Regions from separate parts of the Homo sapiens genome. Here regions 1 and 2 are each linked to region 3. The links are chromatin contacts, found by Hi-C in ENCODE. All regions are on one chromosome and are shown on one strand. The core of a region is the stretch at or near the end of the contact, and the rest is flanking DNA. Distances in the headings are between cores, read along the strand shown.

Evidence for each region. Hi-C counts contacts between places; a loop is a spot of excess contacts on that map. Pooled maps may share reads with other maps.
Region 1: a pooled map shows a loop between it and region 3 (8-fold over the local background). The contact joins the promoter of ZC3H14 here to the promoter of SEL1L in region 3. A Hi-C loop is called at or near these places in 1 of 168 maps with a recorded cell type or tissue (CD8-positive, alpha-beta T cell), 1 of 37 single-sample maps with no recorded cell type and 9 of 50 pooled maps.
Region 2: a map of B cell shows a loop between it and region 3 (14-fold over the local background). The contact joins the promoter of TTC8 here to the promoter of SEL1L in region 3. A Hi-C loop is called at or near these places in 3 of 168 maps with a recorded cell type or tissue (B cell, CD8-positive, alpha-beta T cell and naive thymus-derived CD4-positive, alpha-beta T cell) and 5 of 50 pooled maps.

Annotation. Positions count from the first base shown.
Region 1 is chr14:88,561,606-88,564,539 of GRCh38, forward strand. ZC3H14 (zinc finger CCCH-type containing 14) reads left to right here and starts at 1,432. Exons shown (of 17, transcript NM_024824.5): 1 at 1,432-1,564; 2 at 2,046-2,088. The coding sequence starts at 1,529. RefSeq lists a silencer at 1,221-1,930.
Region 2 is chr14:88,823,371-88,826,590 of GRCh38, forward strand. TTC8 (tetratricopeptide repeat domain 8) reads left to right here and starts at 1,281. Exons shown (of 15, transcript NM_144596.4): 1 at 1,281-1,451. The coding sequence starts at 1,338. RefSeq lists an enhancer at 933-1,292.
Region 3 is chr14:81,532,342-81,535,495 of GRCh38, forward strand. SEL1L (SEL1L adaptor subunit of SYVN1 ubiquitin ligase) reads right to left here and starts at 1,512. Exons shown (of 21, transcript NM_005065.6): 1 at 1,334-1,512. The coding sequence starts at 1,403. RefSeq lists an enhancer at 1,300-1,799 and a silencer at 1,516-1,635.

The sequences.
Region 1 (2,934 bases), core at 182-2,681, 7.0 Mb after region 3:
GCCACAAGGAAATGAATTATTTTTTTTTTTCCTGAGACAGGGTCTCACTCTCTCATCAAGGCTGTAGTGGCATGATCTTGGCTCACTGCAACCTCTGCCTCCCAGGCTCAAGCAATCCTCCCCTCTCGGCTTCCCAACTAGCTGAGACTAGAAGTGCATGCCACCACGCCCAGCTAATTTTTTGTACTTTTGAAGAGACATGTTTTTGCCATGTTGCCCAGGCTGGTCACGAACTCCTGGTCTCAAGTGATCCGCCAGCCTAAGCCTCCCAAACTGCTGGGATTACAGGCATGAGCCACCGCACTCAGCCAGAAATGAATTCTTGCTAACAACCTGAATGAGCCTGAACATAGATTCCTCCTCAGTCAAGCCTCCAGATGAGAATACAGCCTGCCTGACACGATTGTAGCCTTGTGAGACCCTGAGCAGAGGACCCAGTGAGGTTGACCCACGGAAACCATGAGATGATAAACGTTTGTGTTTTAAGCTGCTAAATTTGTGGTCATCTGTTATGCAGCAATGGATAACAGAGACCACTCTCAGGAATTAGTGGATATGAGGGAGAAAGGAGACCTCTCTGTGCTTCCTCTGTTTCCCAGGTTTTGTGATCAGGGATAGGGAGAATTCGGCTATTGATACAAATAGGGGAATCAACAGTAGTAACCTATTGAGTGGAGGAAGGGGAGATGAAGGCGACTTCTGTCTAAGCGCTGAGTTGGGAGAAAATAAGAGTAGTTACTTAGAATTTGGGAGTGGGGTTTGTGTGAGAATTCAAGGCTGATGGAAAATTCGGTCATTATCAGCACAGAGTTGACAACTTAAGTCCTAAGAACAAAAGTGTTGTCCCACGGAGGGTGTTCAGAGAAGCAGGAGGATGGGATTCGTCTCGGGGAGAGGCCACGGGTGGCCCTGGAAGAAGGAAGGCAGAACCAAACCCAGGAGGGCCAGTGTACTGCAGAGTCAAAGAGTTGACGGATTGGCTCTGTTGCTCTGGATAGTCCATTTTCCCTTCAAGGGTAATTGCAGTGCAACCTCTAATGGGCAGACTCCATTTTACAGGTAAGAAAAGTTGAAATACCTGGACCGATACCATACTGACAGTAAGTGAGGGCTGGATTTGAACTCGCGTCTCATATCACAGCCCAAGATCTTTCTGCTACACATTTAATTCATTCTTACCATCCAAGAGAGAATAAAATGAATAAGCGGAGGGCCAGCAGAGAGACTAACGAAAGGTCCCCGAGGTGCCCGGGAGGCGGAGCTGCAAGACCACCCGCACGCGCACGCCGCCGCCCTCCTTGCCTGAGCACAGGTTTCGCGGGTAGAAGGCGTGCGCAGGCGCGGACACGGGCGCATGCGCGTTCACTCCGGCGCGCAGTGCCGGCCGGGGCGGGGATACGCCGTGTGCGCGGCCGGGGGCGGAACGGAGGAGGAGGCGGTGGTGTCCCGGCTGCGGGGTAGGAGTCCGCGGCAGCCTCCGGGTAAGCCAAGCGCCGCGCAGTGCTGAGTTCCCGCACGCCGCAGAGCCATGGAGATCGGCACCGAGATCAGCCGCAAGATCCGGGTGAGGCCCGTGCCGGTCGGGGGTGGGAAGCCAGGTCTCGGCGAGCGGGCGGTTGTCAGGAGTAACGGGGACTGTGGGCCCGGGTGGACGCCGCGGCCTGGCCTCCGCTGGACGCTCCTGGCGGGCTGCGGCTCCTCCTCGTCCAGGCCGCCTCGGCCCTGGGGACATTTGCGGCCTCGGAGCGTGGCTGCGGCTGAAGTAGCCGCCGGGAAATGGAAGGACAGGCGCAGGCCCGGCTGGAGCCACCACCGCGGCGCACGGCGCCGCTTTGGATCCGCTGCGGGAGGTGGGCGCCGCGGGGCTGGGGCTGGAGCTGGAGTGGGGTGCGGGGTGGGGGGCGGTGCAGGCGAGGCTCCTCCCAGCCCCCGCCCGGGGGATCCGAGGTGCGCGCACCAGCAAAGTGGCCTCAGCCGCTGCAGAGTCCGGTCTTGTTTTCCTAGAGCCGCCTTTCTCACATGCACGTTTGCTCTTTTTCTCTCAGAGTGCCATTAAGGGGAAATTACAAGAATTAGGAGCTTATGTTGGTAAGTGTTTTTTTGGTTGTTAGTCTTACAGAATTTAGAGTTTGCAGCTAATAGAATTTTAGTGAATGCGTATTTCTCACCGTACTTTGGACATTGGGAGAGACTCCCTTCTACCTTCTTCAAATCTTATACTCCCTGGTTACTTCTTTATCATCTTTTTGCAACCTTGTTTTTTTTCTCCCAAACCTCCTTCTGTTATGGTGTTTTGAAATTTAGTTTCCTCCGTTAAGGCTCTGTTTGACCGAATTTTATTTTATGTTTTTCCTATTCTCTCTCTCTCTCATTTTAAATTCTAGGGACGGGTCTCGCTACGTTGCCCAGGCTGGTCTTAACTCCTGGGCTCAAGCAATTATCTGACCTTAGCCTCCCTAGGTGCTGGGAGTGCGGGGATTACTGGTGTGAGCCACCATGCCTGTTTAAAGTTTCCTATTCTTGTTACTTTCCTCTTGACATTTGTTTTTAGAACTCTGATGTTGGATGTGAATGTTTGATGCTTTCTGGCATTTGCTTCTGTAATGGTTCAGTGAGTTTTATTTTCCGATCTCTTTATGTTTTCCCTCTCTCTCTGAAACAGTAAGGCTTTTTCCGTCTCTTTATTCTTTTATAATTTGAGTGTTTACTCTGGGTCAGGTACTGTGCTTAACTATTGTATATGTATTAACTCAGGATAATCCCTACGAGAATCCTGGAAGGTAAGTGGCAGTATCTTTGACTGTGTAAACAAGGAAACTGAGGCTTTGCCTACTTGAGCAAGGTTTTATGGTTTGCCCCCAAAGCTGGTGCCTCCTATAAAAATAATAGCTACCACTAATGACAGTGGTTCTCAAAGTGTGGGAGACTCCAAGG
Region 2 (3,220 bases), core at 31-2,530, 7.3 Mb after region 3:
AATTGTCAATTGTCGGCATGTGCGTTCTTAAAAATTTGACACTCAGAAACCATGGGCTGCTTCATTAGGACCTTTAGGGAGATTACATTTCTACCGGCAGTTCCAGGAGAACACAAATAGACTAATGACAATACACTTAACTGTAACAATGACAATCCTGATAATTACTGACTTCCAAAATACAACAATTCAAGAAAGACTGCTTAGTAGAGAATAAAAGGTAACAATAAATTTCTTAGTTTAGAAGCATAAGTTTCATTTTAATACCTATGAAAAATATAAATATGTGGATTAAATAGAATGTCTAATGTTTTCTCAGACCCCAGTGGTTTGAGAAAAGCCTACCTGGATTTAGCCGGTCACACCTCTCTTTTCATAACCATTGCAATTTTAAGCATATTTGTCATCTGTGCAAATTTCTAGAGAAAAGTCAGAATTGTGTTTGAAGAAATCACTCTGCACAAGTAAACCCTTGCCAAACAGCAAGTGCCAGGAGACGATGTTTCACAAAGCTTTTAAAAATTATTATTATTATTATTATTATTATTATTTTGCACACATTATCTAGTTTGGTAAAACTGTCACCAATTTACAATCCGGAATCACCATGTGAGTCGAATTAACAAATGTATTAGCAACTTGTAGTCAACCAGATTGCAGTTCCAGCTCCCTAACTCAATGCAATTTTAATAATTTCTCTTCTCTGAGTCTATCTCAGTTTCTCATCTGTAAAATGAGTAAAAGCAAACCACTTGCAGTTCAGATGTTGAGATTCGGTGGGAAGGACCTCGAGAAACAGCGGACAATTTCAGGATTTAGGACTTTAGGTCTTGATGGGTGGATGGTACTGTGGAAGCTGTTTACTTGTTTGTATTTCTAGAATCGGAAGGTAAAGCGAAAGGGATGGAAACGAGCGAATGGAAGAAGTAGGACAGACACCAGACAGAGATCAACTCCAGGGACTCTTCCGGACCTGCAGGGCAGGCAGAGCATTCGGTTGCTAGGCAGCTGCGCCTCCTGGGAGGGTGGGGGACCCCAGGGGCAGGTGTCTAACTCACTACCTTTTTGTTTAGCCGCGGTGCCTTCTTTTCAAAATCAATGAAACCTGTAGCCTTTAAAAGTAGACATCTTTTTCCAACCAAGTTTAGGCAAGCCCTGTAGCCGAGTTCTGCTTGCGGTTGTTTTTCTTTTTCCTGTTCTCAGGCGCGCTGCGGGCACCTCTCGGACAAGGCCCCAGCCGTCGCGGGTTGCCGGGCAGAGTCGGACGCCGCCAGCTCTTCACTCCACGCCCACCTCTCTCCTGGAGCGCTGGGCCTTCGCTGGCCGCACCGGCAGCCATGAGCTCGGAGATGGAGCCGCTGCTCCTGGCCTGGAGCTATTTTAGGCGCAGGAAGTTCCAGCTCTGCGCCGATCTATGCACGCAGATGCTGGAGAAGTCCCCTTATGACCAGGTACCGGCCAGCTCCCGTCAGCCTGTGCATCCTGACGCTGAGGCTGCGGGGTCTGGGGCATATCCCAGCCCCGGGTTGGGAGGCCGGGGAGGAAGGCCCGAGGCGGGGCTGACCGTTCGGCCCTCGGAGGCGCCCGGAGCGAGACCTTGTGGAGCTGTGACTAGCGGGTCCGCTGTCCGCCACGTCCACGGGGATAGCAAGTTCTGTGCCATGACCGCCCCCTCCTCACAATTTTCAGCCTCCCCTCCCCTATACGTGTCCCAGAATGAGAGCCCTGAACTTTACTTGACGAGGAACTTTGATAATTCGTTTATACTTGCATATTGATGGGCTTTAAGCTCTCAGCGTGTGCGTTGTTAATTTCTAAAAAATATGCATAAACAAAGATCTGTGACTCTCCACCTCCTGTTAACATAGCTGCCTTCTTCCTTTTGGATCGAACATGTGATCCTCCCACCTCATCTTTAGACTGTTGTCCAAGAGTGAAGGAGGCCATGAGTTTAGCTTGAGGCAAATATGCAAATTAGAAGAATGAGAATCTAGGAGGGAGAAAGATACATTCATTATTTAAAAAATTACCTAGGCAAGGGAAGCTCTAATTGTAGGAGGGAGAAATGGGAAAGAAAGGCTCCTTACAAGAAGGAATGATGGCATTGATGAAAAGAGAACTTAAACTAGAGTAATGTGTATAGCGAGTGGAAAAGGTAGTATACAATGTACGTGAGCGGTACAATTCTGGTGGGCAGGTGGCTCCTGGAATAGGCAAAAAAGGAGAAAATGGGAGAACAGAAGTAGCGCTGCGGCAGTTTGTCAGTGCTTTTAGTAAGTGCGGAATATACCTACGTAGTTCTAGTTCCCTAGCTTTTCCTCTAGTGGTGTTGCCTTGGAGATGTTAGAAAAAATGGAAAATTGAAGGGAGTTACAAAAGCGGAGGCCTGAGTGTGAATGCTGTTACTAGGCTCTGCCTTAGCTCCCAGCAAATGGATGATGGATGATAACCTGCTGAGATGAACATTTTGTCTTTCAGATAGTACATCTCTCTTAGAACAGCCTACGTTAGTGGTAATACAAAGCTAGGTTCTGTTGTTAGTTCACATTAATTAATAGGACTATATTTCTGTAGACAAGCATTTTTCCAAGGTTTTTTTAAATTTTTTTTATTTTTTTTTATTTTTTTTTGAGACGGAGTCTCGCTCTGTCGCCCAGGCTGGAGTGCAGTGGCACGGCGCGATCTCGGCTGTCTGCAACCTCCGCCTCCCAGGTTCAAGCGATTCTCCTGCCTCAGACTACCGAGTAGCTGGGACTACAGTTACGTGCCACCAAGCCTGGCTAATTTTTTTGTATTTTTAGTAGAGACGGGATTTCACCGTGTTAGCCAGGGTGGTCTCGAACTCCTGACCTCGTGATCCGTCTGCCTCGGCCTCCCAAAGTGTTGGGATTACAGGCATGAGCCACCGCGCCCAGCCCCCAAATGTGTTTTTGGCATAGTAATCTTATAGATATTGCTTAAAAAAATACACAATCAAATATGTTTGGGACTTGTGACAAAATATTGACCCTTTACGTTGGTACAACAGAAGCTTGTTAAGAACCTTTGATGTGGCCGGGCACGGTGGCTTATGCCTGTAAACCCAGCGCTTTGGGAGGCCGAGGCGGGCGGATCACGAGGTCAGGAGATTGAGACCATCCTGGCTAACACGGTGAAACCCCCTCTCTACTAAAAATAGAAAAAATTAGCCGGGCGTGTTGGCGGGCGCCTGTAGTCCCAG
Region 3 (3,154 bases), core at 262-2,761:
AGGAATTCTGATGCAGGAGGTCCATGGTCCAGCAGGTACTCTACTCATTAAGCTCAACAGCTTCATTTCATGCTTTTTGATCAAATATTAAATAACTGCTAAAAGTGCTTCGAGAGTTAAGTATAGTCTAAAGATCTGGTCATTAACTCAAACCATCACTACTACTGGAGGGAGGGGAGTGGACCTGAAAGAATGATGTTGGCAGTAAAGTAATTAGCATAGGGTTGGTGCTTTTGAAATGGTATCTCAAACCACATCATGGATAGAATTTAGGTTTAAGCCTCTTATTTTAGAAGCAGAATGACGTTATGGCATTGATTTACAACTAGGACAGGTAATTTGGGGATTCAGATAACCATCTGGGAAATTTTCTGTTAAAAAAAAGCTGACATTTATTAAAAAAAGAAAAAGCTGACATTTATACTCCGTGTTGTCCCCCCAAAACGTCAAGCCACAGAACACCTGTCCTGTTAACTGAAACTGATTAAAATTCCAAAGTTTTACTGTACTAATTTTTATTTATCAACACTTAGAAACACGAAGTTTTCATGAACACTCTCAAAATGGAAATTTTCAAATGTAGGCAGATTAAAACATTAAAAAAGGGGGAAAAAAGCAGAACCAGAATAAACATTAGCTAACTGGAAAATCAATTCAAAAGCACACAAATTTCTGTATCTATATAAAACGCATCTTATAAGAACCAAGATTTTCCCAAACATCATAAAATGACTGTCAACAAACATGGGGCAACTCAGAAACACTGTGACAGGTCACCGCTTTCTCAGGAAGGTTTCAAAAAAGTAAAAAGTGGCTACGATGAGATCAAAAGTCTTCGTTTTTAAACAGACAGACCAGGGACCATCTCAGGTGTTAAGCAAACTACTGTCAACATCCTGGTCTGGATGGATCCTCCTCTGCCCCAAAGTGACAGCTCCAGGTTTGTCAATTATTTAACTTACAATTCCCAAGCCCAGAGTTCTAGACCAGACCCTTCCTCTACCCCAGGGTCGAGGAAGCTCCACTCGGGCTCCTGTATCAGGATTCATTCCTTTGGAGTCAATTCCGCGTTCGTGAGAAGAGTCGCGCAAAGTTTGTTACGTGGGAGAGAGGTGTGGGCAGGGTGACCGCCCCTTCTTTTTCCACCCCACTCCACCTTCCTAAATAGCCCCTTTGGCGCAGGCCAAGCAAAGCCAAAGAGCGAGTGACAGCCCAGTGCGAGATGTGCCCAGGGAGAACGGGGTCCCGAGCCTGGAGTCCCCACGGCCCCGCCGGCTGTAGAGGCTGGGGGGCGGAGGCTCTGGGCCTTCAGCCCGAGGGGGCGGATACTGACCCGAGGACGCCGAGGCCAAGCTCAGCAGCACCGCACACAGCAGCAGCGTCAGCCCTATCCGGACCCGCATCCTCCTCTCGGGGCCGGTGCCAACCCCTAGAGCTGTCGCCTTCGCCTCTGCCACCACGGACTCAGCCACCACCGCCGCCTCGCCGCTGCTCTTCCTGCTCTAGTCTCCTTCCTCCGCCCCTTCCCAGGCTTCCCTGACCCAGCGCGCAGCCAATCCCCGCCCGCCGTCGCGGGCTTCTGGTCCAATCACCATGGTCTCCCCGCCCACCCCCATTGCTCCGCCCCGGGGGTCATTCATTGGCCAATCATTGTACGAAGCTCCCACACCAGCTTTCTCGGTTGGACCACGACTCACGGACATGGCCCCAGCTAATTGGTAGCCCCTGGGTTCAACCGGAATCAGCGCGTGAGTCCAAGACTGGGAGAAAGAGGCTCATCCGAGACTACAATTCCCAGAATGCGCTTCATGTGATTAACTCGGGGGGTGCTCTTGGGAAACGTAGTCCATCGTAGGGCAAGATTTACAAGTGCGGGTGACTGTTGAAGTTAGAATTTAACTAACACCTGGGCTAAATATTAACTCAAGGCTATGGATTCACAAGCCTTTTTAAATTGACCCAAAATAAATATTAAGGAATAATTTTAAGAACTTGTAATGTGTTTAGCATCTTTTCCTGTTTTATTTAAAAAATTTAAATTGGGCATAGTGATAAGAGCACTGAGAAAAATGCCACAGCTAGTTGAATTTGAGGTGTTTTTTAAAACTTAGATAAAACAGTACCGTGAAGTACGGAAACCAGGGTGCAACTCAGTACCTGTCCTCCTTTCTCCGACAAAACAAAAGGAAATAAATCCGCTCGGCACAGATTATCTCAATACAGTATTTATTTTCACTAGGTTCACCAGACAATAATCATAAAGAAAATGTGCCAACAGCTTTGAAAAATTATTTTAAACACTTGTCCTCATCCTTCTCCTCTTGTGAGTTGCATTGTTCTCTTCTTTCCTAACTAAAGTCAGGAGACCAGGTTCACGTGTGTGGAGGTAGAGGTGATAGTGATTGCATCGCAGGCACGGAAATACTCTATGTAATAAGCACGAAATCCAGGCATGTTCCAACTGAGTAGCAGAGCAGTGACTTGGTGTGCCTGCCCTTTCTTTTCTCAAACCGTGTCATTCTGCTTTCCCTGTCATCCACCCACAGTCAGCTCTAAGGCCTAGAACCTAGTCCAGCCAAGTGAAGGACTTTGGAAAAGTCTCTGCTGGCCATGTGTCTTAACACTTCTGGGCATTTGTCTTCCTTCCTTTTTTTTTTTGTTTTTTGTTTTTTGTTTTTTGAGATACAGCCTTTTATTTTCAGGAAGATGGTAAAAAACCAACCACTGTTTCTCATTCACATCGGAGGAGATGAAGGAAAGAATTATCTCCTCCAAAAACTTGTCTTTTCAGCTACATCACCATTTCTGTCACTAACAATGTTCCCTCTGAGTTCCTCTGATTATAAATCATAGAGTAAAATCTGGTATATTTTCCTTTCTTTTTCATCTTATTGATAATCAAGTTCTATCAGTTTAAACTATGTAACTTTTAAATTGTTTTATTTTATTATGTACCTCTGTTCTCTTCCTCACTGAAAACTCCCCTAATGGCTTTCATTTTCTCTCACCTGGATGATGCACCTGAGTTCCAGCCATACTCACTGACATCATTCTCCCTTTAACCTGAATCACATATCATGGCCATATTAATTTTCCTTAAACACTGCTTTCATATGCCTATTGAAAATTTTCAATGGCTACACTTTTCACAGAA